2 separate regions of the Mus musculus genome follow, and region 1 is linked to region 2. Evidence: chromatin contacts called from ENCODE Hi-C data. All regions are on one chromosome and are shown on one strand. Each heading gives the region's core, a stretch centred on a gene start or an enhancer-like site at or near the end of the contact. The rest is flanking DNA. Distances are from core to core; before and after follow the strand shown.

Region 1 (3,876 bases), core at 631-3,130, about 69 Mb after region 2:
CTCCTCCTCCTCCTCCTCCTCTTCTTCTTCTTCTTCTTCTTCTTCTTCTTCTTCTTCTTCTTCTTCTTCTTCTTCTTCTCTTCCTCCTCCTCCTTCCCCCTTCTCCTTCCTCTTGACATTTATTACTTAGTGTGTGTGTCTGTGTGTGTGGGGGGCGCACCCGAGTGCCATGGTGCACTCACATAGCTTGTGTTCGAAGAGCAGACAACTTGCAGGAGTTTGTTCTCTACTTCTCAAGGTTCAAGGGCCACACTTAAGAGTGTCAGGCTTGGCAGCCAATGCCTTTACCTGCTGCTGAGCCATCAAACCGCAAGTGCCCCTTTTTGTTTTACATTTATAGAAATGGGTGTTTGGCTTGGGGTTTTGTTTTGTTTGCCTTGAGTTTTTAAGGCCCAGTCTCACTATCAAGCTTTAGTCTTTGATCCTCCGGCTGCAGTTTCACACCTGGCTGCTGGGGTTACAGCTGTGCATCAACAGTTTTACTTTTCTTAGTTGCCAAATAGTTAGTGCCTCTAGGAAGAAACAGAAACCAGCGTGTCTTCTCTGTTTCTCTCTCTCTGGCTTTACCTGATCTGATTTTTTTTTTTTTGTTTTTTTCCGAGTTTGTTTGTCTTGCTCCTTCCAGGACAGGTGGGGCTTTGTCTGAGTGCGGCTCTCGCACACTGATTTTTTTTTATTGAAGTACCATAGAAGGAATGAATGTGATTCTGCTTTACATATGTAAAGAGGCCCCCGAGTCACAGAAATATCCTGCTCACAAACTTCAATCAAAACGGAATACACGCCCAGCATGCCGGTTTGCAGTGTTGACTGTCGTAGATTACCAAAGCGACGGGTATATATGCATGGAACTGGGGGCCCCGCCTTCTATTTTGTGAGCAAGGAATGCCAGGGAGCCAACAGGCTACAGTCTCTGTGTCTGCTAGGAGCTTCCTGTCTTTGGCCTAGGGAAGCTTTTGAGCAGGCTTTCATTTTCTCCTGCCCAGCTGCAGCGACTACTCTGTAAAGGTTTCAGGCTTCCCACCCAAGCCCGAGGAGGCGATCTTAGCGCTGAAGTGGCTTAGAAGCCACTCTGGAGATCCCTCAGCCTTGCCAGGTGCAAATGTCCCGGGAGGAGATAGTGGGCCCGTTTTATGACATTATTAATACTAATACTGTCATTAAATATTTATGAAGTGCTCACGCTCTGATCGACGGTGACCCTCCCACCATTCCCCCATCCTTCCAGTGACAGCGAGGTCTCTGCCCCCCAGAGTCCCACCAGCCCTTTCTCCGGAGTAGCGGTGACAGGTCGCCAGGGAACCCAAGCGTCCCGGGATCCAGGACTCTACGTGCCTCTCCCCGACACCCCGCCCCCCACCAGGGCAGGGCGTCCACCCAAGCGGCCGCCCCTCCTCGAGTGTCCGCGGGGACCGGAGACCAGGGTGCGGCCCGGGGTCTGCGGCCCCAGGTGGGCAGAGCGCGGCCCTCGACTCCCAGAGCTCCAGCCTCCGGGGCCGCAGCCCGCCGCCCCGGCCCCGCGCCTTTTTCTCTCTTTATCATAAATATATAAATTATGCTAATTACGGGCATTGCATATTAACCAAATTCGAAACCTCCCCTGCCCGGCCCCCTCCCCCTCCGTGCAAAGCCCTCCCCGCCCCGGACCCCGCTACTCACCGGAGCCCGAAGCCCAGCCTCCCGCTCCCCGGCTGCCCAGCGGCCACCGGCTAGACACTCATCCCCCAGCCCGGGCCAGGGGGCCGCGGCCGGGGCGGCCGCCCGCAGACAAAGAAGCCGGAGCGGCTCGGCCCGGCTCGCTCGGCCCGGAGCCACTCGGGACCCGCCGCCCCCTGAGCCCCCCGCCGGGGCTGGCAGAGCGGAGCGGCGGTGGGTTGCGGGCCACGCACGGGCCGGGACGCCGGGGGCGGGGGCGGCCAGGTGCAGTCCCCTCCTCGCCCCCTCCTCCCTCCCCCCCTTTCCCTCCTTCTGCTACTTGGATTTTTTTAGCTGCTGCGTCATGAGCATAATTTATGCAAAGCGCTTTGCCGCATGCTGCACCTCCCGCGCCAGCCGCCGGGGGCGGCGGTCAGGAAAAGGAGGGGGGGTCTGGGAAGCTGCGAGCTGCGCGTGGGGGTGGGTAGGAACCCCAGGCCTCGCGGGGACTGGGACCCAGGGCCTGTGGGGCCGCTTGACTCAGCCCCCTTGGAGAGCAGGACTGGAGTCTCGATAGGGGACCCCGTGTCGCCTTCCCTTCAGCCGAGGATTGAGCAGTGACAACCGTGACTCTCTGGTGGTCAACTGCCCTTCTCAACGGCCAACCTCAAGTTCACGTCTGTCCTCTAGGCCGTAAAGGAGAGGGAACTCGGACGTCACTAAGGCTCAGGGTCTCCGGAGCAGCTGTGCACATCCCAGAGGGACCAGGGTCCCGGACGCTCTGCTGAGCTAGCTCGCTTTCCCACCTTCAGGAGGGGCGGGGTCCCACCTGCAGCCTGCGGGCTAGTCAAGCAGCACACGAAGGTGTGAAAAGAAAGGCAAAGTTTGACGCGATGGAGAAAAACAAGCCACTGTTTTGGGGACCGTGATGGTGGGGAGGGTTTGTTATATCTACTGACTTTTGAAGGTAGAGGGAGACTCAGAGGCCGATTAGGGGCCAGGGGAACGAAGGTTTGGGACATAATGGACAAAAGAAGGAAGACCAGGAGAGCGAGAAAGAATGAAGGGAGTCACCAGAGAAGAGCGTTATCAACGCAGCCAAGTGGATTCCCAACAGTGTTTCCCTCTTCGCCCTCACCCCACACCCGTGCTTCCGTGGTCTAGGATGATCTCGGTAGGCCGTGCAGAAGCAGCAATAGGAGAAATGATGAACTGTAGAGCCCTTGCCAGACAGTCCCTTAAACGTCTCCAGTGGAAGCACACACTCAGGAGGAGAGGGGAGCAGCATCGGCTGGGTTTGACCAACAGGTACACTCCAGGCTGCCTGCATCATGCTGGCTACTGGTGCCGCAGAGCTGGGCTGTCCGCTGTTTTCCTGGGGCCATGGAGGAGGCACTGCGGGTGAGACTAACTAAAGGGTCAAGAACCAGAAAGCTTGGGGTTTTATCCCAGCGCGTCCATCCATTTGCGGTCTAGGCAAACGATACAGTTTAGTTTTACAAACAGAGGTAGCCTGAGCCGGGCACCGTCCCACCTGTAGGACCGGCTGCTGGAGAGGCAGCAAACCGAATGAACCTGTGAATTAGGATGCAGCCTGAACAACAAAGTCTCTCTCTCTCTCTCTCTCTCTCTCTCTCTCTCTCTCTCTCACACACACACACACACACACACACACACACACACACCACACAGAGATACATTCCCCCAGACACCCTACACAGCCCCACATATGCTCAGAGACACACCCCACACATTCCCCACGAGCGTACACACACGCAAACACATGCACACCCGCTCATCCTCGAACACACACACATTCACACATATAGGCACACACACAACACATACTGTTAGTGTACTGTCTAAGCTCCACTCCACAGTTATCTGGCAACTGCCAGGTAGGCCTGACCCACTATAAAAGGGGCTGCTTGCCCCCTCCTGCTCTCTTGCTCCTCTCTTGCCCTCTTGCTCCCACTCTCTCCCCATTCCCTTCCTCCCCTCTCCATGTGCTCATAGCCAGCCTCTGCTACACCATCTCCAGTAGGATCTGTGTGATAAGTTCCACACATTGAGGCGATTGACCTCAAGAGGGGGAGGGGAGGCCTCCTGGAATCGGTTGTGGAACTCTTCCCTGGAGCTGTAGTTCTCATGGCAATCTGTCTGTTTTGTTTTCTCTTATTCCTTTTCTTATTTACACGTTCCTGGTAACCTAGGCCAAGTTCTTTTTTTTTTTTTTTTTTG
Region 2 (3,867 bases), core at 881-3,380:
ATTAGAGCCTACTTCTTTTGGATTCTACAGTATAGTGAAGACCAGTGGAAACAGCCAACTTTATGGACTGAATACCTACTGGATTTGGACTTTCCATTGGTAGACAGCCATTTTTGTTTTGTTCCTCCAGTGAACCTCAATTAGTTTGATTATAATGGCTCCTGAGAGAAGTTTGAAGGCACACGAGCATAGGGTGGGCAGAAACCAACAAATGCAGAGCTTAGAATGGTCTAGGTGCCAGTTCTGCAGCGTCCAGGGGACACATCAAGAACAGGCAATAAGCCACCACCCCGTTCTTGCATGGCACTTGATCCTCAGCTGTTGGTGCCATTTTGGGAGCTTCTGGGACCGTTAGGAGGGGACTGAGCTAGAGGAAGTGGGTTTCTTTTTTTTTTTTTTTTTTTTTTAAGACACATTCCATATTTTATTTACATTTTAAGACTAACTTTCATCTCAAAATCACATATCCATACACCTATTTCCTTTTTGTTGACTTCACTTAAAACATCTAAGCATGTTTTACTAAACAAAGACTGTAAACAAATTATTATGTCTGTTACATGTAACAAACGGGAACAGCTTTTAACAGAAATTCAAAACCCCAACACCTTTTATTATAAATACAGGTATCAAAACAATCCTGAACCTATGTTTGTACTAATAGTAGTCAGCACCCACACCGCTTCAAGAATTAACACAATTGTTGACTAGTCATTGTATCTGCTACTTTAAACAATTCCAACTGCAGCTCTAAATATGATAAAGCATGCCATTTCTGTTCTTCCTTCTTGAGACTTTACTTTCCAGAAAAACAAATGTTTCCATGGCCACATGACACTCTTTTGTCATGCTTTTGTCTTGAAAGCCTGAACTCCATTTTGAGTACTTCAGGTTCATGTTTAAATGACAGTGCTTTAATAGAAAGAAAAATTGTGCTGCACGTCTCTTGTTACCTGAAAACATAATAGGTGTACATATATTAAATATATTCTTACAACTGTCCAGGTCATGTTTACAAGCTGCAATTCTTTTACTTATTGTGTGGGTGTTGTGCATGGTGATATTTAATCAAGACATTAACATGAGGAGAAGGTTGCTGATTTAAGACAAGTTTGAGATCCACTAAAGTTAGTTGTTGTACGTCTGTCCTTCTGGAGGCTGTGGAAGCTTCATATTTTCTTTGGACATCATAAGACGTCTTAGCTCTTGAAGTATGACTTTAATGCTATAGGAATTTTGCCATTTTGCTAATACTGGTATGCTCCGTGCATCCACCATTCCACTGGAATTATTGATCCCATTCATATTAATTTTTGTTACAAATCTAACTGATGGAGGAGCTTCTGGGTATTTAGATCCACATTCTACTTTCAGGCTATATATTCTGTTTTCATAGTTTGTCCTTGGTGGCCCAATAATCATGCCTGTCCACCTTGTAAGTGTCATGTCTTCATCATCTTCAAGGCCCCAGCTAACAGTACCATCACCTACTCCTTTTTGTCCTTCTTCAAGTTCTTCCAACAAGCGAAAATTACGAGGAACTTTAACTCCTGTGGAGACCGCCATCTTCTCCTGCTACCGGAAGTGGGTTTCTGAGAGGACTTACTTTGCGCTAGAAATGCCACGGAAGCCACCATGCCTTGCCTGCCACGATGGTGCAGCATCTCAAGCCGTGAGCCAGTATCTGTCTTTGTACCCTTTTCTTGTTTCCTGACAGGCGATGGGATAGCAATAAGGGCATCCAACACACCTACCAGCTCACTTCTTCATTTCTCCTTTTGGATGCAGTTTTTAGAATGCAGAAATCCAGAACTCCCTTGCCATCCCTCCTGTGTGCTTGTGCATGTCCAGGCCACCGATCCCCCTGCAACGCAGGCTCCACAAGTGGATCTGCACAGGCAGCCGTGCTGTCAGTGTACTAGCTAGCGGCTCTGCTGGGCTCGGGTACCTCCCTGCCCACACAGCCCATGCTGAAACATGAAACAGAGCCTATGTGGTACTGGGCACCTAAGAGACTCAAGCTACACGGTCAGTGCCAAAGAAGACTTAGGCTAGGGGACAGGACCAGTGTGACCAGTGTGCTCTTTGGTGCACATTTGTTTGCTAACAACAAAGTAGCATGGAATAAAACAGGACCTCAGTTTTGACGTAACCATGGCAGACGAAGGGCCTTCCTTTACAAAATGGCACCACCTAGTGTTGCTTGCTGTACATAGCTTGGACTTGTTTTTATGACTTAGATGAACCCAAAATCATGAATTATCCTGTTCTTTCTTGTTAAGAGCAAATTGCCACACTTATTTTTAGAGGCATAAACTGTCAGCACTAACCCCGAATGTTAGATATTAATTCTATGCTAATGTAATGCTAACTTCAGAGTTCCTGAGGAGCAACCTGACAGAGTTTCTCTAAAGATCACGTTTGCCTTGCTGGTCTTTCCAAGGAATAGGTCCCTGGGCAGCACAGCCCCTGTGAGGCCACCAGCCTGACACTTGCCTTCTCTGAAGGGACAGGGTTTTCTCTGCCTGAGCCCAAGCTACAGAAGATTCAGTCACCTGGCCAACCAAGGCCAACCAAGGCCAACCAAGGCCAACCAAGGCCAACCAAGGCCATGCATGAGCTACAGCAAAGGCACCGCAACACCACTCGGGATGAAGTTCTAGGATACAGCTGTTTAGCTGCCCCATCATACAGGACCAGCTCTGGGGGTGTGCTTCTCAGGGCTTCTGGGAAAGCATGAGTTTAAGGCAAAGAACCAGAGGAAGCAGAGAGATGGCTGGCAGGATGGCACGGAAGAGGGCACTGCAGCTGGGGGTTTACTGTCAACATCTCAGTGCCGTTGGACGCAGTCACTCTTCACAAAGAAAAAAGGAACTCACACATGGATAGACATTATAGGAAGAAGGGACAGGAGCTCGCTCAGTGGTTGAGAGCATTCACTGCCCTCCCAGAGGGCCTGAGTTAGAGACAGTTCTCCATCTAGAGACTAACAGGAGATCCAGCACCCTACTGTTAAAGAATGAACCATGAGCCGGGCGTGGTGGCGCACGCCTTTAATCCCAGCACTCGGGAGGCAGAGGCAGGTGGATTTCTGAGTCCGAGGCCAGCCTGGTCTACAAAGTGAGTTCCAGGACAGCCAGGGCTATACAGAGAAACCCTGTCTCAAAAAACAAAACAAAACAAAAAAGAATGAACCATGAAGGATTATGAGTTATGTACAGTTTTGTACTCAGAACTGTAAAGATTGAAGAAGCAATATAAAATATGTATCCAGACAGGGGGGAAAAAGCCTGCTTCTCCTTTTGAAGAACCATGCAATCACCATCATGCTCTCTTATTCCTCAATTGTTGGAGTTATATTGTAGTGACAGTAGCATTACACTACATCTACTAGTTATTAATACTGGATTATAAGTCAAAATGTCATGGAATTTTATGTTTCTTACCACAGACAAAGAAAACTGTTACCAGCTTTCAAAATTACATTGTCCGATAAAAGAACTCATTGGTAGACCCCATTTGAAAACCGAAATACATTCCAAGTGCATCCACGTTTTCTCTACTCTTAACATCGTTGGAATTGTGGTTTTGAATCACATAACTGAAGTCCGGGGAAACAACATTAGTTAATACTATAATCAGCACGTTTTCTGACATGTAACCACACAGATCATGACATAACAATACTAAGAGGCCATCTGTAGGTACGTACCCTGCCCAGGGAGCTGCATCCGAGCGCTAAAAACTTGATCCACTCTATTTTGTCCTCACATGGATCCAGCTCCAGGATCGTTCTGAGCTTTTCTACTGGCAGGCACAAATTTTTCCACTTCTTCTCAAGATCTGCTAACTCCACATATTGCTTGT

What was found. A loop is a pair of places that touch in the nucleus more often than their neighbours do.
Region 1: a loop to region 2 is called in a map of T-helper 17 cell, with 306 times the contacts of the local background. The contact joins the promoter of Pou6f1 here to the enhancer-like site in region 2. A Hi-C loop is called at or near these places in 5 of 37 maps with a recorded cell type or tissue (T-helper 1 cell, T-helper 17 cell, T-helper 2 cell and 1 more).

Annotation. Positions count from the first base shown.
Region 1 is chr15:100,598,104-100,601,979 of GRCm38, forward strand. Pou6f1 (POU domain, class 6, transcription factor 1) reads right to left here and starts at 1,881. Exons shown (of 11, transcript NM_001304965.1): 1 at 1,660-1,881.
Region 2 is chr15:31,445,252-31,449,118 of GRCm38, forward strand. Ropn1l (ropporin 1-like) reads right to left here. Exons shown (of 5, transcript NM_145852.2): 3 at 3,713-3,867. It also overlaps the pseudogene Gm6361. Among named protein-coding and RNA genes, the nearest start is that of Gm49208, 6.5 kb to the right of the region's middle. Within about 2 kb of position 2,131, at least 1 of the 3 ENCODE cell types and tissues checked has a DNase peak (open chromatin) inside an H3K27ac peak, as active enhancers do.